Regions from separate parts of the Mus musculus genome. Here regions 2, 3 and 4 are each linked to region 1. The links are chromatin loops, found by intact Hi-C in ENCODE. Cell type or tissue: heart. All regions are shown on one strand.

Region 1 (8,000 bases):
CAGGCACTGGGCTCTGGTTCCTGGCTGGGTTTCAGGTTGTGTCACCGCTGGGAATAGCTGTCACTGCGGGAGCACTATCAGCTGTCCTTCTTTACCGGTGCATCTGCATTGGTAGAGAGTGAAGGCGCTGCAGGTCTGCCGTGGAGAGTAAGGACAACAGTTTGTGGCCCGTCTTGTACAAGAGGCAGATGACTTTGGTGATTTTGTTCTCTTTAAGATTAAAGTTTTCTATCTCGGTGCTTCTTAAATTTCTTTTTTGAGAATTTCATGCATGTCTACTACCATGTTCTTGGTCTCACCCACCTCTCATTCTTATCCTGCAACACCCACCAGAACCTTCTAGCTCATCTTCCTCAACACCTCATGTTTTCTTCTTTTAAAATTCCTTATCGTTATTTTAACCCACCGAGTACAGCTAGTATTTCCCATAAGCATGCCGGAATACAGGCAACTTTCCAGTAGCCACATCCCTCCATAAAAGCAAGTCTTCCTTCCCCAGTTGTCTTAAACTGCCGATATCTTGTCAGCTAGGGGTTGGGCTTCTGGAGAGAGGAAGTTTAGCATGTGTGACAATATGACTTAAAGGTGACTAGAGAGATGGAAACTCTCTAGTTAATTCAGCAGACGCTTAGCTTAGTATGCGTGAAGCTCTGAGGGGTAAAGATGGGGGGTGTTTACTAGAAAGCCATTTCCTCCTAGGCATCTGTCCCTTCTAGGCCATCAGCTAGAGTGGGCTGGGTTGTCGAAAACGCATTTATTAGAAAGGCAAATTGCGCATAACACTCGTGTACTTCTTCGTGACTTCTTTTGTAGGATTAGCAATAGAGAGTAAGTATTCTGAAGGGTCTGTGGAGGGCAAACCTTTTTCATTTACTTAGAGAGTTAAGAGGCTGACGTGGGTAACATGGGCAGACAGGACTGTTACGACACATAAACCTTGACCAGCGTGGCTGACTTTGTTACCAAAATAGCCATTGCTTTATGGAGTGTGCCTGGTCCCAGCTAACCTCTCCTAACCAGTCTGAGGAGAGCAGAAGTCAGTGACCTTGATGGACCACTTCCACCTGATGCTCTAAAGCTGTGTGAAGGTGAGTGAACGAGAGGACTTCACACTCAAGACTCACTGTGGCTGTTCAACCAACTGAGTGGCACAGAGCAGATCCTTTGCTTCAGGTGAGACTGGATAACCTTCCTCTCAGGTCCCGCCCATCCCATACATAAACTACCCAGTACAGCATCTTGGCCACAGTAGCCAATGAAAGCATGCTCATTTCACACTATGTGCCAAAGCCTAAGCCTTGATTTTTCAGATGGAAAAGCTGTAGCTGGCATACATTCTATCACTTAAAGTAGGGAGGTCAAAATTCTAATGCATTCATTTTCCATCATCCTTCCTACTTCTCATTACAGTGAAGGCCATTCTTGCCCGGTTTTCCCATGGTGGTGGCCATTGTCAAAAAAATATCATACATGCATAAACAATGGCCTCACTCGGTGTGTGGCTGTGCAGTGGGGTGTATTTCTGTGCTGGCTACTAGAGGAAGCCCTATCTCTTCAGTTCCTTGTGACATTTTCCCTCTGTGTGTGAGCGCATTCACAGCTTATTCTTCCTGCGGCAAGATAACACAGTTCTTGTTATCTTGCTTTTCCTTGTACTTTTTAAAAAGCTTACGTCCATGTTGAATACAGACTTGGGTCATCTGGATGATACTGGGCAGACACGAGTACTGGCAGTTCTTTGCAAAGACTACATTTGGTTAGGAATCTAGGACTTCAGCACCTTTGAAACTGCAAGGGATTTAATTATTCCTTTGGCTTCTAGTGTGATTCCCCCTGGAAGACCTTTGCGTTAATTATAGGTCCTGGGGACACTTGGCAGACACAGCTGCTGCATCGCTCTTCTGGGGAGGTAATTAATCGCTGGGCCCACTCTGGCCCCATTCTTTGTCATCCTCATGAGTAGGATTAGGGGGAGGAAGATTTCTGAACAAAATGAAAGCATGTGCAATCACACACACATCCATGCATATATAATAATTAATTATAAAAGTTATTTCTGCATACAGCTTCCCACCGTAAACCATGGGCGCAGGCTGGGACTTTAGACCAGCATCACAGTCTTAGCCTGGCATTCATGAGGCCTTAGGTTCAATGTCTAGCACTGTGCCAGAAGGAGAAACAGGTGGGAAAGCGAGTGTATGGGAGGGGATGTAAATCACGCCATCCTTTGGGATTCATTCCTGATATTTTGCAAATCTTTTCTGAAGGGACACTGAGTTCACGCACTTCCTTCTTCACACTACTCTCCTTTATCAGTGTACCTGAACCCGAGTCTCAAGAGAATTCGGCAGCTTCTGTTTTCACAGCGATTTCATAGTTACTCAGCTGGAGGCAGTTTGCCCCTCCGGGATATGTGTCAATGTCTAGAAACATTGTGTTTACTGCAATGGGGGAGGGGTGCAACTGGGTTGCTCTGGATGGAAGAACCTCGCCAAACACAGGGCAACACTCAGGCAAACCCCAACCCCCTGCAAGGAACTATCTGGCCCCAGATACCAAAGGTACAGGGGTTCAGGCTTCTTTCTTAATTTATCTAGCTGGACAGTCTCTCTATGTTGTTAGTTTAGCTGTTGGTGTAGTTGATGGACAGGAAAGCCCATTAAACTATCCTCAAAAACAAAAAGGAAAACAAACAACCACAAAACCACCACTGCCATCATGTCTAGCTTCTTAGGATGGTACAAGTATATACCACCACACTATATCATCAGTGATGGGTGTCCTATCCCCTCTACTGCTGCATCCACAACCACAGGTGGTGCAAAGGGTTAAACAGACCTTGGCTGAGAGAGTGATGGGAACACTGTGGTCCTTGCCATCTGTGAGATGGACTTACAGCCTTGGTCTCCATGGAAACTTACATATCTCTTTGATGGCATTATGGTAACAACTTCTGTGACATCCTGGTGTTCCTGTGTTAGCGCCATTAATGGAACTCACTGTCTGACCTGTATTTTCCTACTGTTACTGTTGATAAATAGGTCTAAGCAGTGTAAACCGTTGCATGTACTTGGCCATGGGCATTTGTAGAAACAACTAGCACAAGTGAGCCTGGGGTTGGAGAACTAGCTAGAACCATGGAGTAGAGTATCATTTGTTCTTAGCTTTGGAGTTGTTTTGAGTTGCCATATTGTCTTAGCCAGGGTTTGTATTCCTTTACAAACATCAGGACCAAGGAGCAAGTTGGGGAGGAAAGGGTTTATTCGGCTTACACTTCCACATTGCTCTTCATCACCAAAGGAAGTCAGGACTGGAACTCAAGCAGGTCAGGGAGCAGGAACTGATGCAGAAGCCATGGAAGGATGTTCCTTACTGGCTTGCTCAGCTTGCTTTCTTATAGAACCTAGAACTACCAGCTCAGGGATGGCACCACCACAATGGGCCCTCCCACCACTGATCACTAATGAAGAAAATGCCTTACAGCTGGATCTCATGGAGGCATTTCCTCATGGGAGCTCCTCTCTCTGTGATAACTCCAGCTTGTGTCAAGTTGACAAACAAAACCAGCCTACACACACACACACACACACACACACACACACACACACACACACACAGTGTTACTATATTGCCCAAACTGGCTTTAAACTCCTGGGCTCAAGCGATCCATCCTGGGTGAGTTTCCTGAATAGGCAGGACTATGGGCATACACCACTCCACTCAGCCTGTTCTTGGAGACTTAATGCATTCGGTTCCCCTCAGACTCCTAGATTATCCTTACTGGAATAAGATGATTTTAATGTGAAAATTTATACACACTTAACATCATAGATGTCCAGGATGAGGTGTACCAAGTGTCAGGAAATAGCTTCCCTAGGAAAAAAAAAAAAAACCCTTTCATGTTCAGAAGGCCACAGGCCACACAGACAGTCCCATGAAAAATGTTCCTTCTTCTTGGGGACACTGTGGAGCATTGCTGCCCTTCCCCCCTCTCTGCTGATTCAGACTATACCCCCGTGAAGCCTCGCCTCTTGCCTACTTGCTGCCCCTGAGCAGTCACAGCCAGGCTGGAGGCATTGGCTGTGACAGACAGAAGGAGCCATTCTTCCTTCCTCATCTTGGCTGCTGATGCTGGTTCTACACCCCTCCACCTCCTGGAGGATTGGTGGCATGTCGGCTTATAGGATTTCAGATGACTGTCTTGAGATGTGGCAGTGAGCCAGGCAGGGGGAAATGGAAAATACTTTTTAATGGGGTCAGCGTGATTTTTCTGCCCATTGTAGAAGCACTGCTTCATGTTGGCAAGGACAGGGAGGATTCAGCAGGACTCATGCGATATCCTTGTAGAATCTGGTTGCTCTGACAAGAGTCCCTACCTCTTAGGACTTATTTGCTACAAGGTAGTCTGTAGCATGCTACTGTTACTCATGTTTGTCTTTACATTGTATCTGTGGTAGCAATATCCTGTTCTTGGTGTATAAATATAAGGGTTGTTTGGTTTGGTTTGGTTTGGTTTGGTTTGGTTTGGTTTGGTTTGGTTTAATGAAAGACCATGACTCTTAGGCTGTGAGTCTGAGGACAGCCCGAAATTGCTGAGAACTTTTACATCTGCAGCCCTGGGATCACGGGTGTGTCACTGTGCTCCATTTACACTGCACTGGGAATCGAACCGATGGCTTTGTGCATGCTAGGCAAGTACTCCACCAGCCAAGTCCCAGCCTCATCCTCAAATGAAAGGGTCTTGCATGTTTTGAAATGACTAATGACCCCCCCCCCCCACAGAGGACATGTTACCTTCAAGAGTTCATATGGACTTCAGTGTTCCTCCTCGAGAGCCAAGTCCACCAACGTGTTCAGGAAAAGGGAAGTTCCTGGTGAAGACTAAGGTCATGTAGAACATTGTTGATCTCCGTCACCTGCCTCTTGGTCCCTCTGTCCCTTGCCTCACTTGGCAACCTAACCATGAGAGAGCAGCCAAGTAGCTTTACCCTCTATGCCCAGAAGGGTGATTGTGTGGCTTCTCAGGGAAGAGGGATTGCTGGGAAATACGTTTCTTTTAAGGAATGTGATTTGCTTTCTGTTTGGCTTAACCTGGTATGTATGTTCTTACTAAGGAAAGAGCAGAAGATCCCCAAATTCCCTGGCTTCTTTCTCACAAGCAACTGATTTTCCTTAGAAAGAATTGAAGGAAGGGGGTCGGATAGTGATCTTAGGTGTGTTTGTGAGAGGTAATGGTGTTTGGCTAAGTAATTAAGAGGAAAGGGCGTCCATTCTTCAACAGCCCCGGGATGACTGGAATTTTCGTTCTTGGCTCTCTATTCCAATTCTCCTGGCCCTCAGCCTGTCTGGTAATTCTTTTTCCCTCCCTCCCCTCTCCCCATCACATAAGCAGGCCTGTGCTTACGTGGAAATTCATGAGTTTATTAAACTCATTATTGTTGGGAATATAGCTCGGTTGGTAGGGTGCTTACCAAACATGCATGAAGCCCTGGATTCCACCCCCAGGACCTCATAAACCTGAGGAGCTGGTCTGTGCCTCTAAATCCAGACACTGGAGGTGGAAACCACAAGTTCAAGGTCTCCCTTGGCCAGAGAGGGAGTATAAGATAAGCCTGGCCTACACTTTCAGGGCTGTCTCTACTTGGCCTTTTGTATCTTTTCCTGGCTTCATGTTTGGTTCCCTCTTCTTCTAATCCCCCTTTTGTTTTTTTGTAAAGATTAATCTTTTACTATGTGTGCTTGTGTGTATCTATCTGTATAGAAGAGGCCTGTCATGAAGGTCTGAGGCCCTGGCTCTCCTGGAGATGGAGTCACAGGGCTGAGAGTCCCCCAATGTGGGTGCTGGGAGTCCAAACCATGCTCTTTAGAATAGCAGTACACACTCCAGCCTCCCTTTTCACGTTCCTGAGGCAGGGTCTGTCATAGTTAACTTTTTAATTACTGGGATAAGATGCCATGATCGAAGCAACTTATAGAATAAGTTTATTTGGGGATTATAGTTCCAGGGTGTCAGAGTCCCTGATGGCCAATTAGTAAGCACACAGCAGGGGCAGGCTGCAGGCAGCAGGCTACAAGCAGACCTCACAAACAAGAGAGAGAAAGGGAGGGAGGGAGGGAGGGAGGGAGGGAGGGAGGGAGGGAGGGAGAAATTCAGGGAGACTTTTCAAAAATCAAAGCTCCCTTTGGCAAGATCATACCTTCGAATTCTCTGCAAATAGCCACAGATGCCAAGAGTTATGGGGGATAGCTCATTCAAACACTCTTAAAGTCACATTCTATAGCCCAGGCTTCCTGCCTCAGCCCCCTCTCCACCACCACCCCAGCGTTGGGGTTATAGGTGTATGCTACAAGGTCTGGGCTTCTGGTTTTCTTTCCTTTTTTCCTCCCCATTTCTTTTCCCTTCTTCCTTTTAGAGTATTCTGAAGTTGATATCAGGTCATCATAGAGAGGAGACCGAGAAGGAGGAATATAAGAAAACACAAATTTAACTTAAACAAAATAAAAATGTCTCTGCTATGTAAGAATATATAGTATGGAGTCAACTTATTTGCATCTTTCTACAAGTGAATAACTAAATGTTAAATAATCTAAAGGTTTTTCAAACCTGTAAACAGTTCATGTAAAATTATCTATTATTGACTTTAGTGTACCCAATTTCTGTGACTGTGTGAGCACGTGTGTGTGTGTGTGTGTGTGTGTGTGTGAGAGAGAGAGAGAGAGAGAGAGAGAGAGAGAGAGGACTGTACATGTGAGTGTGTATGTGTAAGGGTGTGTGTGTGTGACTGTGAATGTGAGTGTTTATGTGTGGGTATATGTGTGTGTGACAGTGTGTGTGTGTGTGTGTGTGTGTGTGTGTGTGTGTGTGATCCAAGATAAACACAGGAGCACTTAATACTTTGGATTCCTCTGGGCTGCCTGATCAGGCCACAGTTGGAGAACTACACCATAGCACCTGTGTATTGCATTCATCCCACTGTGATTTGAGGATGACAGTCACAAGAGTCACAATGTCGTCTTGTGTCTGGAAACCCTGATCTTTCTCAAGTGCAGCTTTCAACTCAAGATGCCAGGATCCTGTCAGGGCCAGTTGCTGACGATCTTTTTGAGTGTCTGCGTTTGGCGGGGATCTGGCGGTTTAGCAGAGCGGGCCCTGGACTCGATGTCTAGAGGATTATGGAGTGAGTGCAGTTTGCTTAGCTGTCTGATGTGAGAGAAACAAGCGCTTAACCTCGATGACCTTGGTTTCCTCGTCTTTAGACTGAGCCGCTAAGTTGAAGACCATAGATGTTTCATATTCTAAAGCAGTTAATTAAATTACCAGCTCTACTCCTGTGACTAATAAACAGGAAGGGAAGGCTCTTAGTCCCCAACAAAGACGCCCAGCAAGGCCACTATGGAGAGTGCGCTCAGGGCAGGATGTTGGTGGGGGCTGATAGTACTTACTGCTGTTCCTCCCTGGGAATTTCTGGGAGGCTTCTTTCAAGGTCAAGTTAGCATGCTTTCTTCTTACTTTGTCCTCTTTGAGTGTCCACTCGCCGTACTGTTGAATTGTATATTAAGAGAGAAACCCCATGTTTTGTAAAACAGGGGTATAATCGCTTCCGCGATAGGCACCGGAAGTGGCTTCAAGATGCGTGGATGCTTCGCTGGAGATTGTTCGGTTAATGGAAGGAGGGTCTTGTGAAAGGCTGCCCCTGCAAGGGATGCGCCTGCTCACTGAAGCTGGTGGTTGGACACGACAATACGGTTCCAGCTCCTTGGAAGCGCTTCCGTGTTTGTAAAAGAAAATGCAACAAAGGAAAGTTCCAGGCTTTCCCTGGGTGCAGACCAGTGCAGGAAATGCAGTTAGAAGCCTTTTTAATTTTATTCCCTGGGAGAAAAAACACCACTGAGGTGACTTCTGTTGATTTTTCCTTTCCCTCTGTCTTGTGCTTGACTCTGACTCCACTGGAATGTGCCGTTTATGGCCAGAGATTGATGCTGCAAAGTTACGGGGGTAC
Region 2 (8,000 bases), 62 kb before region 1:
GCCATGCCTCCCTGTCCTCCACTCTCCTCAGGCATGGCAGTTCTCCTTTCTTTCTTCTCCTTCTCCTTCTCCTTTCTCAGTTCCTAGCCCTGGAATCCTAAATGTTCTGCCTCTGTCTGCCCTGCCCAGCCATTGGCTGTTGGCATCTTTGTTTACCAATCAGAACCAACTGGAGGCGGGGTCCCTCAGTGTCTTATGCATAGTGTAGACATTCCTGTAAACAGGTTGGGGGGGGCATAATTAACATGAGAATGCAAGCAGCTACATTTTTCTTCTGAAAAAAAAAACTATTTAAAAATTATTTATTTATTTTGGGGGGCAGCAGGGGACCCATGCCTTGCGTGCATGTGGGAATCTGAGGATAACTTGTCAGACTAGGTAGTAGGCACGTCATCTGTGGGGCATTGGGCTGTGCACAGACAGCCTGGTCTCCAGTCAAGCATAGGTCTTGAACCCTGGGGGATCCAATGGGTGGTGATCGATCATGTCTCCTGGACCCCTGGCTCCTGTCACCCCCACAGCCTCTGCAGGAATGATGTGTAACTATCAGTCACGTAGACAATGTGTCCCAAGCTCCTGGCATTCTGGCTAGACTCCACCCCCACAGTTACCTGACAATAGCCAGGTATGCTCCTCCCCACAGTTACCTAATAGCCTAGCCCACTATAAAAGGGACTGCCTGACCCCTCCTCCCTCTCTTTAAGCTTTCACCTTTCTTACTCTCTTCTCTAGACCTCCTTCTCTCTCTCTCTTCACCCCTCTCTCCACATGGCCATGGCCAGTGTCTTAGTCAGGGTTTCTATTCCTGCACAAACATCATGACCAAGAAGCAAGTTGAGGAGGAAAGGGTTTATTCGGCTTACACTTCCATATTGCTGTTCATCACCAAAGGAAGTCAGGACTGGAACTCAAGCAGGTCAGGAAGCAGGAGCTGATGCAGAGGCCATGGAGGGATGTTCTTTACTGGCTTGCTTCCCCTGGCTTGCTCAGCCTGCTCTCTTATAGAACCAAGACTACCAGCCCAGAGATGGTCCCACCCACAAGGGGCCCTCCCCCCTTGATCACTAATTGAGAAAATGCCTTACGGTTGGAGCTCATGGAGGCATTTCCTCAACTGAAGCTCCTTTCTCTGTGATAACTCCAGCTGTGTCAAGTTGACACAAAACCAGCCAGTACAGCCAGCCTCTCTCTTTCTACCTTCTCTCTTTCCACTGCCTTTCTACAATAAAGCTCTAAAAACCAGACTGTCTCTGCTCATTAAGCCCCCCCCCCCCTTGCTTGGACAATGGGATAGGTTTTCCCCTAAGGAGCTGTGTCTAACCTCCTGCCAGAAGGCCTTCCTGTGCTCCAGCCATGGACCAAGGTCTCTCTCCTGCATGAGAACCATTCAGTGTCCCCCCTCTCCCCCTGCCCTCTCCTCCTTTTGGCCCCGGGGGCTAACAGAGCTATTCTCATTCTGTTCTCAGCTCTTCCGCAGTATCCAGCGGTGTCTGGGATGCCCAAAACTGAGAACCTGGTATCTAGGACTGCCCCTCGTCCACCACCTGCCGAGCTGGGGTCTAGTGGCTTCACACAGCCAGACACCCACCCGGAGCCACGTGGAAAGGCATGCAACAGTCTGCCTGCCCAGAGCACTGGAACTCTGGTAGAGGGAGGGTTTTCTCCCACTCCATCTTTCCTCCACACACACTGCCCCACAGTCATCCACTGAGCCTTCTCATTGGCACCTAGGTTTCCTTAATACATGCCCTGAAACATGACAGCTTTCTTTTCCAAATAAAATCTGTAATTGGCATATACGGTATTGGGTTTCATTATGGCATTTTTCATTTCTTTTCTTTCTTTCTTTTTTGGTTTTTCGAGATAAGGTTTCTCTGTGTAGTCCTGGTTTTCCTGGAACTCACTCTGTAGACCAGGCTGGCCTCAAACTCAGAAATCCACCTGACTCTGCCTCCCAAGTGCTGGGACTAAAGGTGTGTGCCACCACTGCCCGGCAATTATGGCATTTTTCAAACACTTTTGTTGTTGGTGGTGCTGTTGATTCTCCACTCCCCTCTCGCCCACCCCTGACCTCCTGTGCCCTCTCCCCCTCCCGGCATGACTTCTACGTTTGACCAGGTGGGGTTTTTGTTTGGTTGTTTGGCTTTTTTTGGTTTGGTTTGTTTTTTAAATAGTATACATTAATTGTAAAAAGCAACAGGCTTCATTATGATATTTTGTCACAGGACATGTGGCAGTTTGAAAATATATCTCATGGCTGCCTCTGTGTTTCCTGGCAGGTGGCAATCTGATTGGATAAGTTCATAGGCGCTGCGCAGCAAACTCAAGTGTGCACTGAGCTCAATGCCTGGCAAGCTCAATCCGAGGCAAGCTCAAAACGAGGCAAGCTCAAAAGGCAGCAAACCCAAACTTAATGTTGTGCTATACAAGCCATGCATCTACTAAAACACTCTAAAAACACATACATAGAGTTTTTTTAAAAAAGACACACACACATTTTGAAAGTACGCCAAACTCAATATAGTTCTCATTTTTCCATCTATCATTAAACAGATTTAAATCCACATGGGGTCCAACTCTCACCAGTCATAGAACTTTCTATATTTCTCTGTATTTCTAGGGGTAGCATGCACTTCTTCCACGATGCTGTGAATGGGGTCTCTTTTCTTTGTATTTTTGAACAGATTATGTGATGTGGCTATTGTTTTTATATGCTTTTGGGGGATTTATCTTGTACTCTGCTAGTCCACTGGGGCATTGCTAGAAATAACTCAGATATTTTGTCGAAGTGTCTGTAAATCCCATGCTTTCCTCTCTATCTTCAAATAGCAACAATGAACGACTAACTATGGGACCTGGTGAGATGAAGATCTTACGTTTAGTGGGTTAAGACATCTGCTGTCAAACCTGCCTGGGACCCACATAGTGGAAGGAGAAAAAAGATTCTTACAGATGCAGGTTGTCTGTCGTCTGACCTCCACACATGCCCTGTGACATCCCCACACACAGACACATGCACATGTGCACACGATAAATAAATAAGTAAGTAAATAAATAAATAAATAAATAAATAAATGTGACTGAACAACAACATGACTCCAGGGGTGACAGAGATGGCTCAGTGGTTAAGAGCACTGGCTGCTCGTCCAGAGGACCTGGGTTTGATTCCCAATATCCACCTGATTGCTCACTGCTGCCTGTGACTCTAGTTTCAAGGGATCTGACACCCTCTTCTGGCCTCCAGAGGTATCAGGTAAGTGGTATAGATCGTGCAGGCAAATGCCCGGACACGTAAAACAAAAATAAATTTAAAGAACCCCCTAAAACCAAACACCTGTGATCCTACTTAACGTAGAGGAGAAATCCGTGTGCAGATAGATGGTCACCCGGCGAGGGAGCGGCCGTGGTCATGAAGTTGGTGTTCTCAGGCGAGGCTCATCACGGTATCCCGATGTGCTGACCACTGCATTTCCCCCAAATCTGGGAGGCTCATAGCTTGCACTTTCCCCTGACATACAAAAGGAGAGAAAAGTTGTTCCTATCAGTGTGGGGGGTTTTGTTTTTTTTTTTTGTTTGTTTGTTTTTGTTTTTTTGTTTTTTTTTGGTTTTGAGGCAGGGTTTCTCTGTGTAGCCCTGGCTGTCCTGGAACTCACTTTGTAGACCAGGCTGGCCTCGAACTCAGAAATCCGCCTGCCTCTGCCTCCCGAGTGCTGGGATTAAAGGTGTGCGACACTATGCCCGGCCAGTGTGAGATTTTACAGGCACTCAAAACTGTTATTATAAATGACTTCATGCTAGAGTTCAAAATACATGCCTAATCTTATCATGTTTACACATAAATAGTACAGAATGGCAGAAACAGGATCCTGATTGTATATTGCATCCACACCTACCTCCCATTAAAGAGTCTTTTATCCTTTTCTCCTTCCTCCCTCCCTTCCTCCTTCCGTCTCTCCTTCCTTCCTCCCTATTTCCTACCCCTCCTTTCCTCTCTCTCTCCCACCCTCTCTTCCTCCGTCCCTCCCTCTCTCCCTCCCTCCTTCCCTCCATTCTTCCTTCCTTTCTTCGAGGCAGGGTATCACTATATATTGCTGACCTGGAATTTGAACCCACGGAAAAGTCCTGCCTCTGTCTCCCAAGTGCTGGGATCAGTGTGATGCACGGGTACACCCAGCATTAAAATTATCATGCTTATTATTATCACAGAACCCTATCTTTGTACAAAGCTAAAGACCGAAACACCCCTAACAGATGAAATCTAAGCAACTCATCCACCCATCACTGGATTCCAAAGAAGAATAAATATAATTTTTCTTACTTACTTTTTAAAGTATAGTTAACTTTGAGTCTCAGTAGGATAGCTTTCAGATTTTTATCAAAAACTAACGTCACCATCATCTGATTCCTTATCATGAGTAGTCCTAACAGAGTGTGCCTTACTGTTCCAAACACCGGGCTCAGTCCCAGCCCATATCCAGTGCTGTGAACCAATGAAGAATTAGAATCTATGAATATGAGTTTACAAGGTAGCACCTTTAGGTGTTTAGGTTCACAGTTATTTTAATGTGTGCTGATTCATAAGCTGTAAAATGCAACACAAGTCAAAATATTTATTTGAGGTGCAGATGTTACACTAGGTGGCGCTATTTGGCAGCGTGAAACCTGTGTTGATTCCCGAAAATAAGGTTTTCTTTGTTTCGGTATTCTATGAGGCAGGGTCTCTCTACTTAGCCCTACTGATTTGAAACTCGCTGTGTCGAACAGCCAGCTCTCAAAGTTGAGTCATTTCCCCTTCCTTTGTGTCTTGAGCGTTGGAATTACCGGCGTGAGCCGCCACATTCTGCTAGATAATGGTTCCGTTATACTTTGCCATACTTTACAGTTATTCCGAAGGTACACAAAGCAATTCAGTTATTTGTGATTTTAAAGTAATAGGCTTTTAACTTAAAAATAGGGGTCGACAGAAGACTGCAAGTGGAAAACCCACCTGTGATTCTACGTTGCGATATCTTTTGAGCTTTATATCTCTATGGTGCAGGAACCTCACAGAGAGGCAAGTCCCATGCCAGACCTTGACCTTCCACTCCCATGATGCTCATCGAAATGGGACTCATAATCTCACTGAGCTGTAGGTATTTGTGGTTTTCTCAGTTTTGACTCTTCTTCCTCCTCCAGGTTCTATTCTTTTCATATTATTGTTTTACGTAGCGTGTGCGCACGCACGCACGCACATAATTGTAATTTGTTTGTGTTTACCTACCCTTCTCTTCTGTCCCTTCCTGCCTTCCCTCACTGGCCAGCTCTCCCCCAGAACAGTTACCCTTCCTCTTCTATGTCATAGCTATAGATACTGATGTAGACTCAACAATAAGAAAACATTGCAACATTTTGTCTTTCCCCATAATCCTCTCTTCCCACCTTTTCCTCCATTCACTTTGGCCTCTCTTCTATAGTCAGCACCTCCAAGCACACACACGATTCTTCTTATGTGGAAAGTTGAGACGTCTGCTTTTCCAAGTCTGGCTTATTTCTCTTAACATGATGGTCTTCAGTTCCATCCATTTTTCTGGAAAAAAAAATCACACACTTCATCTGTCATCACAGCTGAATAAACACTCTACTGTGTATAAATGCCACTTATTTATTTATTTATTTATTTATTTATTTATTTTTGCCCACCATCTGTTGATAGGCATCTAGGCTGGTTCCTTCCTTAGCTGTTGTGAATAATTCAGCAATCAACACCCACACACAAGTATCTCCCTGCTCTGCCAACTAGGCTACTTTTAGTTTGCTGAGAAACCCCCACACCTTTGAGAAACCATGCTGTACCAGTCAGTCTATATTCCCTTCAGCATAAATAAAGGCCACTCCCACTCCCTCCCCACATCCTTGCCACAGTTTGTTGGCATTTGCTTTTCTGCTGACTGAGGTGAGATGAAATCTCAATACAGTTTTAAGTTGCATTTTCTTGACAGTTAAAAATGAACATTTCTCCTCCACTTCTCTTTCTCCTCCTTTCCAAGACAGGGTTTCTCTGTGTTGTCCTGAAACTCATTCTGTAAACCAGGCTGGCCTTGAACCCAGAGATCTGCCCTATTCTGCCTCCTGAGTGCTGAGGTTAAAGGTGTGCACTGCCACGCCTGGCTGAACATCTTCAAGTATTTATTGGACAATTTGGCTGTTCCATAATTCAGAACTGACCCTTGCTGCTGTCTCCAGCAATGTGCAGGATGCCAGATTCAATCTCCCTGTCTGCATCTCCTGCTCCTCTCTGCAACTGCATTGTCCTGAACCCTGTACCGATGAGGACTGACAGCTAATTGTGCACACCTCTTTCCAAGTCCAGGTTCAATAGGCTCAGTAGCCTGGAATCAGGTGAGGGGAGGGTGTTTATGCCACGGAAATCAGCTGATGCTTCAAACAGGAGTCTCTCTTCCTAAGAGCCACTTGTTAACTGTTTGCCTGCACTTGGAGAGATGGTGGCTGCCATCTTGTCTTCACAGCTTCTCTCCCATCCCAGTTTCTCTTGTCTCAGACTTTGTTTTTTATTAGCATTCTCCTGGACTCAGTTCTGGGTCTCTCTCCTCCCTTTCAAACATTAGCTAGCTTCAAGAACAGTCTTACTAATTCCCACGTATTTAAATGAAAACATTATCAGGAGTACCACATTCAGATAGGTGTTTCTTTCTCCATACCCTCTCTTGTGACCCCTCCCCCATTACCCTCTCTTGTGACCCCTCCCCCATTACCCTCTCTTGTGACCCCTTCCCCATTGCCCTCTCTTGTGACCCCTCCCCCATTACCCTCTCTTGTGACCCCTCCCCCATTACCCTCTCTTGTGACCCCTCCCTCTATTCAGACTCCTTCATCACTCAGCTGCAGACCTTTAATATCAAACCATGAATATGAATTTGTGTCTCACGGACGGACAGACAGACAACACAAACGCATGGCCAGAGCAGAGTCTCAGACTTGACTGCACAATGTTTTCTCTTTCCTCTTTTCCATCCCACTGGACGCGAGAACCATACACTCTTCTGGTTGAAGCCAGAACCCAGAGAGTCAGCGGACCTTCTTAACTCTCATCAAATCAACAAACCCTGCCCCAACTCTACCTCCCAACTGTTTTTGACTTCGCACGTGTGCACGCATGTGTGTGTGTGTGTGTGTGTGTGTGTGTGAGAGAGAGAGACAGACAGACAGACAGAGACAGAGAGATAGTGAGAGAAAGAGAGAGGGGGAGAGAGAGACAGAGAGAGGGAGAAAGAGACAGAGAGAGGGAGAGAGAAAGAGACAGAGAGAGGGAGAGAGAGAAGAGAGAGAGAGGGAGAGCGAGAAGGACCTCCAGACAGTTATGTGCTTCCAGCTAAATCTTCCTTCAGTCTGTACCCTCTCTGTTCTGATCTTCCTTACGGGATTAGGACAGAACTTTCTGGAACTGCCTGCTCTACAGTCTTTTAACCTTGCATCCTGTCTCCTCCAGTGTTATCTTGTATGGGTAAGGGGCTGCCCCGGGCATCATTTCATTACGCAGCTCACAAAAGGGAGAGACTAGAATCCCTGACCCACTCTGGTTTTCTCAGGGAACTTTGACTTTCTTGGCTGTTCATTTCCCCCAGGGATCCCGAGGTGTGTTATCAAGGGGCCAGCCTGAGTTTGTTTTTCAACTTGTACCCTTTCCTAAAGAGGGGGTGGTGCAGAGTGCCGTCTGTCACTTAGGGTAGGTTTCCAGGAATTGCTCAAGCAATTCTGTCGTCTGTGACTGTGAAAGGATAAGACACCCACCTTCACTAGAGGGCGCACATGAGCCACTGTGAAAAGAAATTCTCTCTCTCTCTCTCTCTCTCTCTCTCTCTCTCTCTCTCTCTCTCTCTCTCTCTCTCCTTCCCTCCCTCCCTCCATCCTTCCCTCCCTCCCTCTTTCCCTTTCTCCCTCCCTCCTGCCATTCCCCTTCCTATCTCTCTACGGGGCTAGTTGGGATTACAGGTGTGAGCCAC
Region 3 (8,000 bases), 56 kb after region 1:
GCGGTGAGGGAAGAGATGCTAGGGGAACTGCTACTGGGGAGCCCTGCTTCCCGGGCTTCTGGGTCAGATCTTGATGTCATGTCTGCTATGCCAAGATGCCATCCTTGCTTGGGTTAAAGTGTCTGGGGAAATTGTGCAGCTCTGAGATAGGCAAAGTTCCCTCACCAGAGAGAGCCAGCCTCAGGAACTCCCACAGGAGACTGCTTATTGAGGACCTGAGTGTCCCCGAGACTCCTGACCCTGCTCATCGCAGGCGTGGCACAGTCATACATCTGGTCTATCTGTATTCTGCTGGCTGTGGTCCACCAGAGCTCAGGTTTAGCAGCTATGATCCATCCGGTAAGTACCCGAATCCCCTTTGACACAGGCTGTGTTTTGTGATTGACATAGGTATTAAAGTATCTCCCCCGCCCATTCCTCAGTGTCGTGCACTTCAAAGCATTATACATGTCCTTCATGTATAATGAATGGGGCAGGAGTAGGAGACATGAAGGCCCCGGCAGAAAGACAGTCATGCATCTTACTCTCTGGTCTTAGGATCTTTATAACAAATACATGTCTTTTGAGGCATGGCTGGAATAATTAGTGATGATGAGAAATACGATGCCAAAGAGCTCCTCCCCCAGTGTTGTTCTTAAATATGACCAAGAGCAGAAAAGAACAGCAAAGGGTGACCTATGCAAAGCTCGAGGTCAGATTGTGTTGCCACCTGAGAAAGGTTTGTCTAGTGGAGTGTTTGAAAGGACAGATGTGTTTTCATATTGAGAGAGCCATATTAACACTCTTCGGCCAATCTCATTATAATGTAACTGTTAATTCGATGGCTTGGGAAGGCCATGGAGAGAGCTTAGGATGGGGAGGGAGTCACTGATGTGGTATGTGTGTGTGTGTGTGTGTGTGTGTGTGTGTGTATACACAATATGTGTGTTCACAAGCATGTGGAGGTCAGGGTAGCTTCAGGGCACTGGTCAGAGAATCCACCTTGGTTTTTTAGACATCATCTCTTCATTGCCCTCAAAGAGTAGGTTAGGCTGAGTGGCCAGTGAAGGAACTCTTTCTGCCTCCTCATCTCTGGCACACACACACCCCAACACCTAGATTTCTAACTGGGCTCTGGGAACTGAACCTGGGTCCTGGTGGTTGGATGGCAAGTACTCCATCAAGTGAACTGTCATCACCCAGCCTCACTTACTGATTTGGACAAGGTCTCGGACTTTGGCGTTGTAATGGTACCTTTAGTGGCCTGGTGCCTTCCCAGCTGTTCATTGCCTGTCTAAATCAGCACTTAGATAAGGACAGGAGGCAGAAGGCTGTTCGTGGAGCTGACTCCTGTGAGCATAGACTTCCTAATTCATGGGCAGCTGGAGAGAAGGGCAGGATTGGAGGCAGTTTGGGTGAGGTGAGGGAATTCATTTGAACCAAGGTCTTTTGTATTATTGCAATTAATTTTAACAGCCTCATTGAGCTGTTAAGTATACTGCGTAATTTGCCTAAAGTAGGTGATTCAATATGTTTTAGTGCGCTTCCTGACACACAAGCCATCACCTCAGTGAATTTTTAATGTTTACATAATCTAATAAAATAAAATAACTTGATCCTCTAGTTATTACCTCTCCAACCCAACTTTTCCACCCCTACCCCTAGCCTTCAGGGATCAGCGATCCATTTTCTGTCTCTATAGATTTCCCATCCTGGACCTGGGTGCCTCTAATGCGTGATAATCTTCTACGTCTGGCTTCTTTCACTTGGCACAGTGTTCATCCAAGTTGTAGCAGCCACTGTTTCTTCCTTCATTATTATGGCTACAATAATAGCAGTTATTCCACTGTGCTGCCCCCAGTTTGTTTGTCCCTCATTATTGATGGACATTCAGGTTGTTTAAACCTTTTTAGCTAGTGTGAGTGATAGTACTATAAACATTCTTGTACAAGTTTATAGAGATGGTGAGTTTTTCTGTCTTCTTGGGTGTACGGGTGGAAGTCCAGGGTCACATGGTAACTCTCAGTTAAATCTGCTGATGAACTTCCAACTCTACAAAGTGGCTGCTCTGTTACATAGCCTCATCTGCAACATAAGATGATTCTAACTATGCTACATCATTATCTGATGTGTGTGTGTGTGTGTGTGTGCGTGTGTGTAAAGGCATGTGTGCATGTTTGTGTGTATATGGAGGGCCAGAGGTCAGTTCATGGTGTTTGTCCTTCGAAGATGTCCAGTTTGTTTTTTGAGACAAGGTCTCTCACTGAGACCTGGGGCTCACAGACTAGGCTCTGCTGGCTGCAGCAAGCCCCAGGGGTCTGCCTTTTTCCCTCTCCCCAACACTGGGATTCCAAGCACATGCCACCACACCGGTGTGTTTTTATGTTGACCATTGAAGATTGAACTTCGATCCTCACGCTTGTGTACTTTACCAACTGAGCATCTCCCCGAGCATTTAAGAGCTAGCTGTTTTATCGAGAATGAAGTGCTATCTCATTGTGGCTGCTCTGTGCTCTGACTATCAAGAAGAGCAGCATTAAAGTAGGACAAGGTAACAGATTCTCACTGGAGCTGATGGCCATGGTCTCTCCAGTGTTCTTTACCTCACTCCTCTGGGGTCATCGCTTTTAAAGAGAGCAAGGAAGAGAGATGGGAGAAGCCATTGCTCCCAATCCCAATTCATTTGCAAGCTGCCCGCTGGCCCTGCCTCTTGCAGTAGGCACTGCCTTCATATATTGGTTCCTCGTTTGGTATTTGCCAAACTCTATTTTTTTTTTGAGCACTCAAAAGCCTTATTCTACAACAAAGCTGAAAACAGAACCCAGATTTCTGCTGGAGTTCATACTCTGTAGTCAATGCTTTGTCGGCTTCCGCTGAAAGATGTCTAAGTGGATGCTTTTGGGATATCCAGCTGGTACTCTTGAAGATAAAATCTGTCAGGTAGGGGATGTCAGGTGATAATGCAGTCTCAAGGAGCCCTGGGTTACAGAAAGGGCAAGCCCAAGCCCGAGCCTCTCTCCAGCGTTCACATCCTAGCAGAGACTGGTGAGAGATCGTGAGATAGTGGAATGCTGTGCCTCTGAGTTGTGACATCTCAGAACTTGAGTGCAAGCTCTTCTTCTCCTTAACTGTGTCACCTCGGGAAGTTAATCTAAGTCAGAGTTTCCCTGAGAGTAAGGTTTGTAGGCAAATGTTATATGGTGTGGCAGCCTCATATATAGAGCCCTGGAAAAATACCTTTGTGGGGTCCCTGTCTATACAAACAAGTTGAGTCGCCTCAAAAGATATGGCAATAGCTTGTGAGAAAGATAAGGCACACTAGCCTGGGGTGTGGCCACTTACCAAGCTTCCCTTCTGGAATAAAGCCATCCCAGGTCCTTCTGTTCTGAAACTCCATGGACAGAATTCCTGGACTCCATTCCTCAGGGTCTGGTCAGCCATGCAGAGCACAAGAGAGGTCTTACCAGGGTCAGAGAGAGTACGAAGAAGAGGCTGGGATCCACCCAGAGGCACTATTGGCTCCAACTGGTCCAGTGGGAGACTTAGATACATTGAGAAGCATCAGGGCATGGGCCCTTCCTGCCCAGGTCTAAGGACAGTGTTGTCTACAAGGATTAAATCAGGATGAGCATGGCAAAGTGTTTGGCATTTGGACATATACACACATCCAGCAAATTTTGGCTACAATAACATTAATAGTTTATTTTAGAAATTATTTTGAACCTGGACTAGTGGAATGAGCACTGTTATCTCAGTGCTTAAGAGGTAGAGAGGCAGGGGGATTGTGCGTCTGAAGCCAACTTTGGCCACATAGTGAGTTCAAGGCTAGCCTGAGCTACATATGAGACCTGGTCTCAAAAAAAAAAAAAAAGCAAAACAAAAATTATTTTTGTGCTGCCTTCTATGGCTGTGAAGCAACAGAAGCAGAAGCCTGGTGTTGGTGTTGTTGGGCCTGGCACTGTGAGTGAATCACAGGAAATGGGGTTCCCAGGAAGCCACTGTGTGCTTGGAGCATCCTGTTAGGGACAGGTGCTCTGAGGAGACACCCCCTCCAGCACTCACGTGACTTCCTATGCTAGTGAAGCCCAGAGTGCTCATGAGCAGTTCCTGGCAGGGGACGTGGGGACATTTGGTAAAGTCCTCCTGAAGCTGCCAGAAACTGCTCAAGACGCAATGTGGCAGTTTCCTGTTGCTGTCTGGTGTTCAGCCCCTGCTGGAGCTACGCAGGGCTGCGTGCTTTTCATGGTGTCCCCACGTGTATCTAACCAGTTCTCCTTTGTGCTCCAAACAACCCTCGGAAGCTGGTGGGGGACGCATTTCCTTATTTAAGAACAGGAAAGGAGCAAGTAAGAAGCAAGGACCTGAGGACAAAATAGATACGCAGTAAACAGAGCTTCTGCTTGTGGCTCTCGCTCGTCTCAGACTGCGGAGCCCTGTGCCGAGGGACCATCTGTCATCCTCTGTGAGCCTACTGTGAGGTTATGCTCAATGTTCCTGTAACTGTCGGTTTTTAGTTTTCTATGTTTAGTATTTACAATAAGTTCACAAAGCCAATTCTACTTTTAAAATATTTTTATTTGTTCTTTGGGAACTCCACGTGAATCTATGATGTATGGTGATCATGCCTACCCGTCATCTCTGCCTCCAACTCCTCCTAGGCCCTCCACAGGTCCCCCTTCCACATTTATATTCTCTTTTTCTGTTTTCTTTTTTCCCCCATTAAACAGAAATGCATCTGTCTTCTTTTTTTTATTATTATTCTCTTTTTCAATGTCCCACTGTGTCCAGTTAGTTCCCACTGTGTGCTCATGGCTATGGGGCAAACACCGGGGCAAGGGTAACCTATGAGTTGTAAGGACTCCAAAGAAAGTGACTCTCCCTCCCCAACTGCCACCAACTGTTCCCCAGCTAGGAGTGAGGCCTGGAGAGCCACTCCCCATCCATGCTGGGGTTTGGACTGGCTTGATCTTGCAGCAGGAATACCTCTCACACCCATTTGACAGATGGGAAAATAGAGTCACACCAACACTGAGTGCAAGAGCCAGGTCTGGACCTGGCTCAGCCTGACATCTATGTCCACACTCTTTGTCATGGTGCCATGCTGCCTCTGGCCTCGCAGTATAACCACACAAACAGGTTATCCCCAGGTCTACTGGCAACGGGCACACCTGAGGTTTGTAATTAACTCATGAAATAGTTGTTTATGCCAGAAAAATGAGCAAAATCTGTTTCCCTAATTCATAAAACCAAGGCATTTTTCAGAATTATTTCTTCTCCTGCTACTACAGGAAATTAGAGTATGTATTACGTCTGACTTTTTTTCTGTCCTTGTGGACTCCAGGCACTGGTATAAAGGAATAGTTTATTTAGGCCAATTACCTTCTTGACAAGCAAACAAGCAGTGCATGGTGCTGTTATCCAAAGTGCTAAGGACACTGGGAGAGGATTCAGTCATTGTCATCAGTTGGGTTCAAATCTCTAAGCAGAATATTCTAGACTGGAGACTGAGAACAGCTTAGCCTTGGTCATCTTTTCCTTCTTCCCAAGGCCTCTGAGAGAACCTCGTGTGTGTGTGTGTGTGTGTGTGTGTGTGTGTGTGTGTGTGTGTGTGTGTATGTATATGTCCATGTATATTGTCTGTGCATGTATATGTGTTCATAAGTGTGTGCATGTGTGTACACATGTATGTGTATGTGCATGATTGTATGTGTGCATGTGTGTGCACATATGTACATCCTTCCTCCCTCCCTCCCTTCCTCCCTTCCTTCTTTTCTTCCTTCCTCCCTTCCTTCTTTCCTTCCTTCCTTCTCTTTATTCTGCAATAGGTGGGACTGAAATTAGGGACTTACACAAGCTCTCTACCACTGAGCTATCTTCCTGTCCTTGACAAAATGAACCCTGCTCTCACTAAGTTTCCTGGGCTGGCCTTGAATTCACACTATCACTTGGGCTGGCTTTGAACATGCAATCTTCTTGCCTCAGCCTCCCCAGTAGCTGTGATTACAGGTCAGCATCAGCAGGCCCAGCCATAGCCAGTTTTTTGTTTTGTTTTGTTTTGTTTTGTTTTGTTTTGTTTTGTTTTGTTTTTGGTCTTAGAAGAAAATGGAGTGAGGGAGATAAGAGAATTCATCCCTGCTGGACATCTTGGATGGTTCGCTTTCCCCTTCGATTTATAGTTACCAACCCCCGCCCAAGGCTCTGCTCTCATGTCGCTGAAACTGTATCTCAACCATCTCAACACATTACTGGAACTCAACTCTCAAGCTGAGCCCATCTGCCCCACCCGGCATTAACCCCGAACACCTGCAGCAGACCCATCCATGGATCTGAAGGGTACCTGCCACAGTGGGCATCTTCCTGTACCTGCTCTCCCAGATGCCCAGGTCACCTTCCCTGGTCTTCCTGCAACCAAGCAGGACTCAGATTAAGCTTTTTCCCCTCTGGAGAGACCTGTTCACACCTTCCCCTTCTGCTGCCCTCTGCTTCTCTAGTGTCCGACGTGTATTTCTGTTGGAGTGACCTGTGCGTAACCTCTCTCTTCAGTTTCTCCTGAGTCTATGGGGAAGGGAGGGGAGCCGTGTTTGTATTTTTAGCACATGATACTCTCTGGCATCCTGGAGGATGTGCAAGAGTGTGGACAGATGAATGCTCGAAGAAATGGGAGAGATGTTTCCCTTACTGCCTCACCACTGAGGCCTGGAGAAGTGGTCCAGTGACTCCAGAGGGGAAGCTGTGGGTTAGCTGCAAAGTCAGCCAGCTTTTGGTCGTGTGGCCTGGAAAAGTCACTTTATACCTCTGAGCCTTACTATTATAATATATAAAATGTGGCTAAAACCACTCCATTGCAAATAGGTCATGACCCTCTACAAGGAAAAATAAGAATATTTATATATTCAGTGGGACCTTAAAAATATTTGCTCCTTTTTCCCCCTACCCTTGAGATATGAGAGGATAAGTAGTTGCCTAGGTAATTAATGTAGTTATTTTCCACAGGAAAGAATACCAGAGAGGCCGGGGAAAGAAAAACGGGACTTGACATATGAACTGGAAATTAGATAAAATTAACCCAAAACGTGAGCAAAAGAAAATTATCCCGACAATTTGAATAACAATAGAAAAACAAAAGGCAGGCATAACCCACTTCGTTCTATCACCTGCTTCGCCATGCCTCGTTTTTATTTAATTTTGATTTATTGATAATTGTCTTGTGCTTCTTTATTTTATTTTCAGGCTGGGGAATGTAGGCAAGCTACTGTCGTCCCAGTAAATGTTCTCATCTAAGTCACTGATTTGAGGGGGTGATATGATAACACACTTGATGTGTTTTAGTTGTGTGTCCTGAAAGACTGATCTTGCGGCTGGAGAGTCATGCGATTGGAATCACGCATGTGACCTTTGTGGCTGACTGCTTCCAACCAGAACAGTGGTTCTCAACCTTCCTATTGCCGTGACCTTTTAACACATTTCCTCATGGTGTGCTGACCCCAGCCATAACATTTTTTATTGCTACTTCATAACTGTAATTTTGTTTCTGTTATGAATCATAATATAAAAATATCTGTGTTTTCCAGTGATCTTAGGTGACCCCTGTGAAAGGGTAGTTTCATCTGACCCCAAAGGTGTCATGACCCACAGGTTGACAACCATTGGGCTAGAGAGTATTTTCAAAGTTCATTGATGTTGAAGCATGCCACAACTCCGTTCTCTTTCCATGCATGAGTGATACCCCACATTCTATATGACCCATTCTGTCTCCGTGGATGTGTCCTACTCTACTGCACAGACATGCCACACTCTATAGAGTCATCTGCATCGCCTCTACTTTGAGGCCGTTGTAAATTGGACTTCTATGAACACTGTGTGTAAGACATTTTATGGCCGTATGCTTCCTGTCCTCTTGAGTATCTCTCTAGCAGTGGAATTGCTGGGGCATATGATAATCTGAATAGAATTTTTGAGAACCTTGTAGACTATTTTCCACAGTAGCCACATTATTTTGATGTGTGATATCTTACTGTTTA
Region 4 (8,000 bases), 71 kb after region 1:
TCATTCCAGAAAAGTAAGACTCCCAAATGAACTGTGCTTTAAAAAAAAAATGTTGCATGTGTGTTGTGTAAAGTGATCCTTCCACCCTATTATCGGAGAGATTTTTAAGTAAACAAACAAACCCAGACACTTCCTGGACATCTAGTCCATATGGGAAATACGTTAAACACAGAGTCGGACACAGGTCACAGGGGGATTTGAGATACAGCCAAAGACCGTAGAGCTCAATTTCAGAATTAAGAAGTAGCTTAGAGTTGAGATTCTAGCTACATTACCTCCAAAGTCCAGCCTCTGCTTAGCATGGCATACACGGTCAGCCCCTCTGTGATGCCCCGCCCACGTAAGCTCGTGCTTCCTCTGCCGCCCACAAGACTACAAGCAGTCTGCTACGGCTACTCGATACTGTCTGTCCCATGACCTCTGCTGGGAAATGTCATTTGTGCTCCACCCTTCCCAGCAGGCCTGTGTTCACCTCCAGCCAGCCTGTGTTCACCTCCTATCCTGACGTCCCAGCTGGGACTCAGAACTGTCTGGGCCCAATGTGCCTTTCTAGTAGCAACAGGGGTATCTATCTGGACATCTTTGTTCTGTGCTGTCTGTGTGACACCTGACACGAGCCAGTGTCCCCCCAGCAAGAAGTGGGGTTAGCAGATGTAAGCATAAAGTAGGGAGGGAATAAGAGACTTGTTCTCTGGTGTGTGCGTGTGTGTGTGCATGTGTGTGTGTGTGCATTTGTTTCTACTGGATTCTGCTAGAGAGGATATCAAGAGGTGTGGAGACATTACCTGGACACCTTAAGGTCATAGAGCCTTGAACGGATCCTGGAATTCCTGCATTACAGGTGCCTGTAGCTCTGCTGTGAAGAGGGCCTTCCACAGGGCCTGTTCCCAGTGCTCACATTTCCCTCTGAGTAAGCATTTCTACTCAGTGATGGATGCTTCACTTTTTACCCAGAGTGGTGGGGAAAGGTTGCAAGCCTTTTCTCTCCAGCAATATGGCCTCCATACTTTGGTCACATGATAGACGATCTTGGCTTCGTTTTGCCAGCAGGTAAAAAAGTAGCAGTCGGGTGGAGGGTTGAGAGTGAACCGGCATGGTGCCGCACCGTGAGCGTGTCTTGTCCAAGGGAGCTGAGCTAATTTCACTGAAAATCATCTTTAGAAAACTGAATAAAAGAATCTTTCTCATGAACTATATAGTCTTTATTCCCCCCGCCACTTATCCCCCTTCCCCCTTGACTTGTCCCCCTCCCCCACCTCTCCCCAGCTTTCAGTGTAAATAGCAGATATCTCTATTCGCTTCTGTTTTTGAAGCCTCTAGTCCTGAGGCAGAGTAGACAAAAATAACTTGAGCAGTAGCCCCTGGTTGTCTTGAGAGGACAGAATAGATGCTTTTATACTAAAGCAGCAGTGTCTGGTTGTCAGGGGACTTCTGCCACGGGGCTGTTATTTAGCAGCTAACTGCTAGTGACTCATCCACTCTGACTGCGGGACAAATTCTTTCCATGGAAAACACTGGTGTGTGTGTGTGTGTGTGTGTGTCACTGTGTAGTATTTTCCTGTAGAGAAAGCGTTTCTGAACATGAATAGATACCAGCTGATCCTCGGCTCCCGGGGCCTTTCTAGACTCTGTGCAGTTTGTTCCCAGAGGTGCACAGGTTTGTTCAGAAAAAACCATCACGTAGAGTTAAAAAGTGGTGGAACTAATGACATTTACAGTACCAGGTGCATCTGTGAATGACCGGGCTGGAGCTGGAAATCAAAAGAATTCGCTGTGATGTCCAGCAGGGGGAAAGGGTGGGGGTGGGGGAGAGAGAGGTCAGGCCTTATTTCTTATTTATTTGTTGTGCTGCGCTGGGGATTAGAAACCAGGTCTTCAGCCTGGCTAGCCTTCAGCTTTCAGCTGAATAACACGAGATCCTTGGAGAGCCAGGCTTAAGTGCAACACTGCTCTATTTGCACACCAAGCGTAACAGAATACTCTCACCTGCTCTGCTCATCGATGAAGCTCATTCCAGCTCTCTGCCGCTGATCTTACTTGTCAACATCTCTTTAGCGGCTGAGGATGATCAGGGCAAGGAAAGAAGACAAGGGCTGATTTAACCATGAAATGAGGGAACGCAAAGGACTTGTCTCCTGGGATGCTCTTGAACGGGGCAGCCCTCTGCACTGTGGTTGGTGCCCTTCTCTTGCTTGGCTCGTGGGTATGAATGGAAGCGATATCCATCTGGGCACTGGCACGGGAAAAGCATGACCCAGCCCCAGTGGGGCTGCACCAGGCAGGCATAGTGTGGGTGAAGGGTGTCATAGAGAAGACGACACAGAAGCTGCAGGGGACAGACGGAGACAGCCAAGCTATCAATAGTAAACCCTGAGTCACAGATGTAGGAATGCCACAGCTGCTACTTTTCCACCCCAGAAAGCGAGCGGGCAAGACCTGCCCAAGATGACGACGGTGAAGAAATGGGTGTTTCTCTTCCATCTCCCCAGCCCAGCCAATTTATTTCAGCCGGCGGCTGAGTCAAAGCTGAGGCAGGTTGCTCTGCTCCATTCCTTTCTGTCCCCCTGGCTCTCTTAGACCCAACACGTTAAAATATTTGCAGTAAATACCATCTAATACTGGCTGTGCGTTCTGGTTCTGAAAGATGTGTTGGCTGACCATCTGCTCATCTCCCTGAGCGGTACAATGTCTTCTGGTCTCTTGCTTCTCTGCATCTCTCCCACACTGGTGGATGTATACAATGGGTGTGTGAGGCTGCATCTGGGAGACAGGTGCAGCTTTGTGAACCAGGAAGTCCTCTGCTGGCAGACCTGCCTGTGACCTGCTAGGTCAGAAAGCCAAAGCCAGGAGCTGCCCTCTCAGCATATGCTACCCTCCTGCTAGTCACACAGGTCAGGCCAGTCCTGGATGGAGCAGTAGCAGCAGATACTGTTTGCTCCTTAATCGTGACTAGGGTTCCTCCCTCACACAACACAACCACGCGGTTTAAGAGGACTACGCTGAGGCAGCAGAGGGAAAGCAGAAGCTAGAATCTTCCCCAACTGGATAAGTCAGATTTAAATTCTGATCCCGAATAAGGAATCAGGTCCTGAAAGGCCCTCTTCCTTTCTCCTGCCCCAACCCTCATTCACAAATAAAAATGTGTGTGTGTGTGTGTGTGTGTGTGTGTGTGTGTGCGCGCGCGCGCGCAATCAAATGGCATTATTCAGAGGAAAATGAACTTGGAGGAGCCTTGGCAATATTTTTCTATTAAGGCCAATTTTACTTACTCAGTTTGCCTGAAAGAGGCTGTAATCAGGATTGAAAGCAGCTGTCATAGGACACTAACAAGCTAACAATTGACGAGTTTACTTATGGGAACAGTCCCTGGCAGTGTGTGGCTTGGCCTCCTTCCTCCTCCGGCAATCATTTATCAGGCCCTGGGAGGGGGGCCAGGGCTCAGGAACATTTTCCCGGGCGTCAGGAATGCAAGGTGGTGTCAGTGACCGGAGATTAGGGCGCTGGAATTTTGCATTTGCTACCGCAGCAGCTGGAGCTAGTGGTTTCAGCCAGAAGACAGCGTCCGGGAGCAGGGCGCGGCCGCCGTGCGGGCGGGCGTGGGAGCCGCGGCGGGGGCGGGACTTCGCGAAGCTGCCCGGTCTTGGCGTGTGGGTGCCGGGGGCGTCTCCTCTCAGCCTCCGCAGAGGCCATCGGTCTGCTTGCAAGCCTAGAGTTCATTCCTGTTGCTTTCGGTGCCCTCAGCCAAGGACCCGGTTGCCATGGTGAAAGAAAAAGGTATTTCTAAATATCGATCACCCTGCATGCTTGTAGAACTTGCAATGGCCCCGCGGGGCTGGGGCACCTTATCAGCAATGATCTTTTGAAATCCCAGCAGACGTGTTCGGGGTGGAAAAAAAAAAAATCTCTGTAGGACAAAGTCTGGGTTTCTGCGGAACTGAGCTTCCAAATCTCAGCCCATCGCAGTATAGCACAACTGAGCTCAGGGTGTGCATAGTTTTTTATTAATTGCCAGTGGATTTCTGATTTGGGGTTGAGACTTGCCTTCCACCTCCCACCCTCCCACCCTATCTTCCATTCTCTCCCTCTGTCTATCAATGAGAACGTTAAGATCTGCCAGAAAAGGGTCCTTATACCTGGGCGGGGCTGTGTTGAGACAAGCCTAAACCTAGCTGGTGTGGCTGAGGAGCCCCTGGGTGTTGGAAAGGGCTCATTATTAGCTTTAGTCATTCCTCCCAACACTTTCCTAATGGATGCCCTAAGCGGCAGCGACACACAGGCAGTGAAAAGAGGGTGGGCGTGGCCCGCACAGGTGTATATTGTTTACCTATTAGGCGTGGCCCTGAGATTAAGATAAGCCTTTGAACATTGAATTCTGGTTTAACCTATTTGTTTGGGAAATGTAAAATAACACCTCAGTTGCTTGCTTTTGGTCAATTCAAGTAATATATGACGAGCCTAGTATTTTTAAAGCAAAATGTTAACAAACACAGTCAGGGACAGGGGAAGGAAGCTTTTGGCTGGTACTCTCTCAGTCTTCTATCTCCATTTTCAAGGGTTGGCGTTTGTCTTTCTAGACCCTTCTGGAGTGGAATTAGATTCACAAGTTAGAGGTGATCCTATCAGAGCTGCCAGAGGACCATCTGATGGTCATCTTTTTCTGACATAAAGGAGCACTCTGGCGGCAGGCTTGTGACTGTTATGGCTTCTCCTGTGGGACATTTCTTTTTTTCTCCACCAACACAAGACATAGCTGCTCTTCCACCCTGTCTTGAACCACCTCAATGCCTTCTCTATTTCTACTTTCTCTGTGCCCCACTTGGTTGTGGCTGGAATTTCAGCTTGGTTTTACTGTGCTGACGGGTTGAGCATTGTGTCTGCTTTGGCAGTGGGGAGGCTGCACCCCAGGCAGGACCAAGGGACCACTCCCTTCATCCACAGCTGGAGAACCTCTGATGCTCACCTGCTTTTGCTCTGCTCTTTCTGCGAATAGACGGTGAGATGGTTATGAATAAGAATGCTTTCTGGTGATGTCTCCTTTACTTGGGGGACCTCCTGGTGCAAAATCCAGACAGACACTGGCATTTGCTGGAAGCTGGGACACCTTCCACCCGACCAGAATAACATGGCCCAGATTTCTGTTGCTAATGGATTTGAGTTTGTATCCCAATGTATGTGATTTATTTATGAGTGGAGGAGATTTCAAAAGCCACTGGCCCACTTTGTTCCTGTGGAGCTTGTGGCAACCCAGACCTCTTCTGGTACGTGGTATAGATCACAGATCGGGAGTATTCAAATGGCATCTTTCCTAAGCCTCGCTTAGACTGCGTATGTCCATGCTCGGGCACTCTCTAGCTGGAACACTCTGGGCAGGTTCCCAGGAGACCGCATGCTAGGGTTATCTTAGCCCTCAGCCAGTGATTAGAGGCTGTTCTTTTTTATTTTGAGGTCTATGTCAGTTCATGGTGCTGCTTCCTAGCTCTGACTACACTAGCAGCAGCCCACAAGAGAGGAAAGCAGGATTTCTTTGGGTGGTTTATACAAGAATTCCAGGAAAAGAAGCGAAGGAGCCTCTTTAGTCCGTAAAGTGAAATGGGCACTGAGAGCCCAGAGATGAGCAAGCTGGGGATCAGAAAGGGTAAGGAAGTGGCTCAAGGCCACACAGCTAATACTTGGACCACATGACATAATGTGTGCAGATAGAAGAACTGTCGTTCCCACAGCCCAGCCCGGAGGGCGAGCTGTTCCAACATGTCCATCTTTTAACATCTCACCACCTGGTTTAGCATCTGCCCCATGGAGATGCTCTGACAGAGGAAGCAGGTTAGCATCTATCAGAGCCCCAGGAAACCTGTGCCTTTTTGCCTCTGGAATGTTTCTGGTACCATATCTGCCTCCTAAAGCTGATGGGGACCCTCTAGCAGGCTCACAGCATCTTGATGTCCATGCCACAGAGCAAGGCAGGCCTCTGGCTCTCTGCTGTGCTCCCTACAGTTGCACACACTGCTTTGTAAGTCATTTCCCCTGCCTCTCTGCTTGAGCCTGATATAGGCTGCAGAGAAGGTCCATGCTCAGCCAGCGTGGCCGGCCCTGCAGCAGACCCTCTGCAGCTCACATCCTTTGACCTTCGCGTCATCTTTGTTCTCCAGACCAGACACCCATTCTCCTGCACTCACAGACACTAATCGATCTCAGAATCTTGATGAAGTGGTTGCTTCCCTGAGGTGTTCAAGGGCTCCTTATCCTTGCTGCACCCTCTAACGAAGATGCACCGAAGGGTTCTGGGGGTTCATCCGTCAATATCTGTCTTCTTGAAGACAACACACACTTGCCAGCCTGTACGCTGGGGACCCACTGTACTAATTTAAAAGCTGTAATTGGCTAACCGATACGTGTTCTGGCACAGTTTCTAAACTAATCTGTTTCTTTCTTGTTTGTGTGTTTGCTTGAGGGGGAAAAATAAGTAAATCCCAGAGGTAAAGTTATAAACATATCTTATTTAAATAATAAAGGTGGAACCATTATGGCTTGGAACCTATGTGACCTTGTGAAAGATTAAGAATTCAGCCACAAAAGTGACCTAGCCAGGTAAATGGAGTTTTAGACTCCGGCTTCTTCTATGTTTTGTTTTGTTTCCTGCAACAACAGAGGTCTCAATGCTCATACTCCTACAAGGGAAGGATGTCTGTTGTTTGTTCTCTACCTGACATTTGAAAATTAGGAGAGTGTGCACGAGTCTCACACACACACACACACACACACACACACAGAGGGAGGGGGAGAGAGAGAGAGATTGAGAGGGAGAGAGAGAGAGAGAGAGAGCGAGAGAGCGCAAATGATGTCTCTACAGTAAGATCTCTTAGCTGCTTTCCTTACCATGCAGTCAGCTCCTCCTTTGTGGTTCTGTCCTGTGTATTACAAGGTATTTAGCTGGGCTCACTCCTGGACTCTCCCCTACTGGACACTGGAGGCATTGCCCTTTCATTTGTGGTAGCTGAAAATGTCTCCAGACATTGCTAGGTGTAACTCCAGGGGCATGAGGTGGGGTGTGGCAAAATTACCCAGTTAGGAACAAGGGGACGCCGGGCGTGGTGGCACACACCTTTAATCCCAGCACTTAGAAAGCAGAGGCAGGCAGATTTCTGAGTTCAAGGCCAGCCTGGTCTATAGGGTGAACTCCAGGACAGCCAGGGCTACACAGAGAAACCCTGTCTCAAAAAAAAAAAAAAAAAAACAAAACAAAAAACAAAAAACAAACAAAACAAAACAAAAAAAAAGTTAAAAAAAAAAAAAGGAACAAGGGGACTCTAGGATCCCTTGGGCTGGGTTGTCTTTCAGGTTTCGGTAAACGGAGTCTCTCAGTAGTGAGTGAGAAGCGTACAGACTCCTATAGGAAGCCAGCTGAGCCTGCACCACGGAGAGCTTTGGCACAGAGACATGTTCCAGATAATGGGGGTGGGGTGGGGGTGGCTCTACTTCCTGGCTCATTTCAGTTGCTGAAAATGGACTGCGTGCTCTCAGCAGCAGGTGTGGCTGCAGAGGTCCTTCCTTCATTTCCCCTTAAGACTCACGAAGTCCACACGCCTCCAGGAAACTCCTCCGTATCATCACGTACGTACCCCGCATGCTCTTTTCTGGGCTGGGGAGACCCCGTGAACTTACAGGGCACAGTGGCTCCCTTGTCTCTTGGCTGTCTACTGTTGAAGCCAAACAGGCTCACACGTGACTGAGAGGAAGTAGGTGTGTGGAAGAAGCATCTCACCTGAGGTTTGACCTCAGGGTATGCTGATCGGCCATCTTGGTTTGACCTCAGGGTATGCTGATCGGCCATCTTGGTTTGACCTCAGGGTATGCTGATCGGCCATCTTGGTTTGACTTCAGGGTATGCTGATCGGCCATTTTGGAGCAGAGGGCTTTTAATCTGGGCCTTTGGAGACTGGGGAGGTCTGAATATGTGACAAATGAGAGTGGAAATAAAATGTGAGATTTGAGAGAAGCCCACA

What was found. A loop is a pair of places that touch in the nucleus more often than their neighbours do. Peaks named below come from ENCODE experiments on the same cell type or tissue, not always from the same donor. Only the 100,000 strongest peaks of a DNase experiment are listed, where the experiment ranks them.
Region 2: it touches region 1 in a loop (2.4-fold over the local background); 11 of 42 quality-filtered maps call a loop at or near these places.
Region 3: it touches region 1 in a loop (3-fold over the local background); 4 of 42 quality-filtered maps call a loop at or near these places.
Region 4: it touches region 1 in a loop (5-fold over the local background); 7 of 42 quality-filtered maps call a loop at or near these places.

What each region holds. Positions count from the first base shown.
Region 1 is chr19:57,263,886-57,271,885 of GRCm38, reverse strand. It overlaps a transcript of Ablim1 not described here. Among named protein-coding and RNA genes, the nearest start is that of 4930449E18Rik, 6.1 kb to the left of the region's middle. In heart, CTCF peaks have their summits at 4,162 and 4,994; DNase peaks (open chromatin) are centred at 1,875, 4,935, 5,295, 7,375 and 1 weaker place; H3K4me3 peaks cover 173 bases; H3K27ac peaks cover 2,630 bases.
Region 2 is chr19:57,325,721-57,333,720 of GRCm38, reverse strand. The region is part of intron 1 of B230217O12Rik (RIKEN cDNA B230217O12 gene); the gene reads left to right. It overlaps Gm50270 (a long non-coding RNA gene), which reads right to left. Exons shown (of 3, transcript XR_003952853.1): 2 at 5,419-5,566; 3 at 2,497-3,508. Among named protein-coding and RNA genes, the nearest start is that of Gm50270, 6.1 kb to the right of the region's middle. In heart, CTCF peaks have their summits at 3,234 (motif pointing left), 4,639 (motif pointing right) and 7,774 (motif pointing right); a DNase peak (open chromatin) is centred at 7,620; H3K27ac peaks cover 259 bases.
Region 3 is chr19:57,208,053-57,216,052 of GRCm38, reverse strand. Ablim1 (actin-binding LIM protein 1) reads left to right here and starts at 21. Exons shown (of 26, transcript NM_178688.4): 1 at 21-339. The coding sequence starts at 96. In heart, a CTCF peak has its summit at 4,195; DNase peaks (open chromatin) are centred at 3,427 and 4,112; H3K27ac peaks cover 2,061 bases.
Region 4 is chr19:57,193,073-57,201,072 of GRCm38, reverse strand. All of the region lies in intron 1 of Ablim1 (actin-binding LIM protein 1), which reads left to right. Among named protein-coding and RNA genes, the nearest start is that of Ablim1, 19 kb to the left of the region's middle. In heart, CTCF peaks have their summits at 1,775 (motif pointing right), 3,580, 5,698, 6,955 and 1 weaker place; DNase peaks (open chromatin) are centred at 412, 3,522, 6,972, 7,512 and 6 weaker places; H3K4me3 peaks cover 4,315 bases; H3K27ac peaks cover 7,123 bases.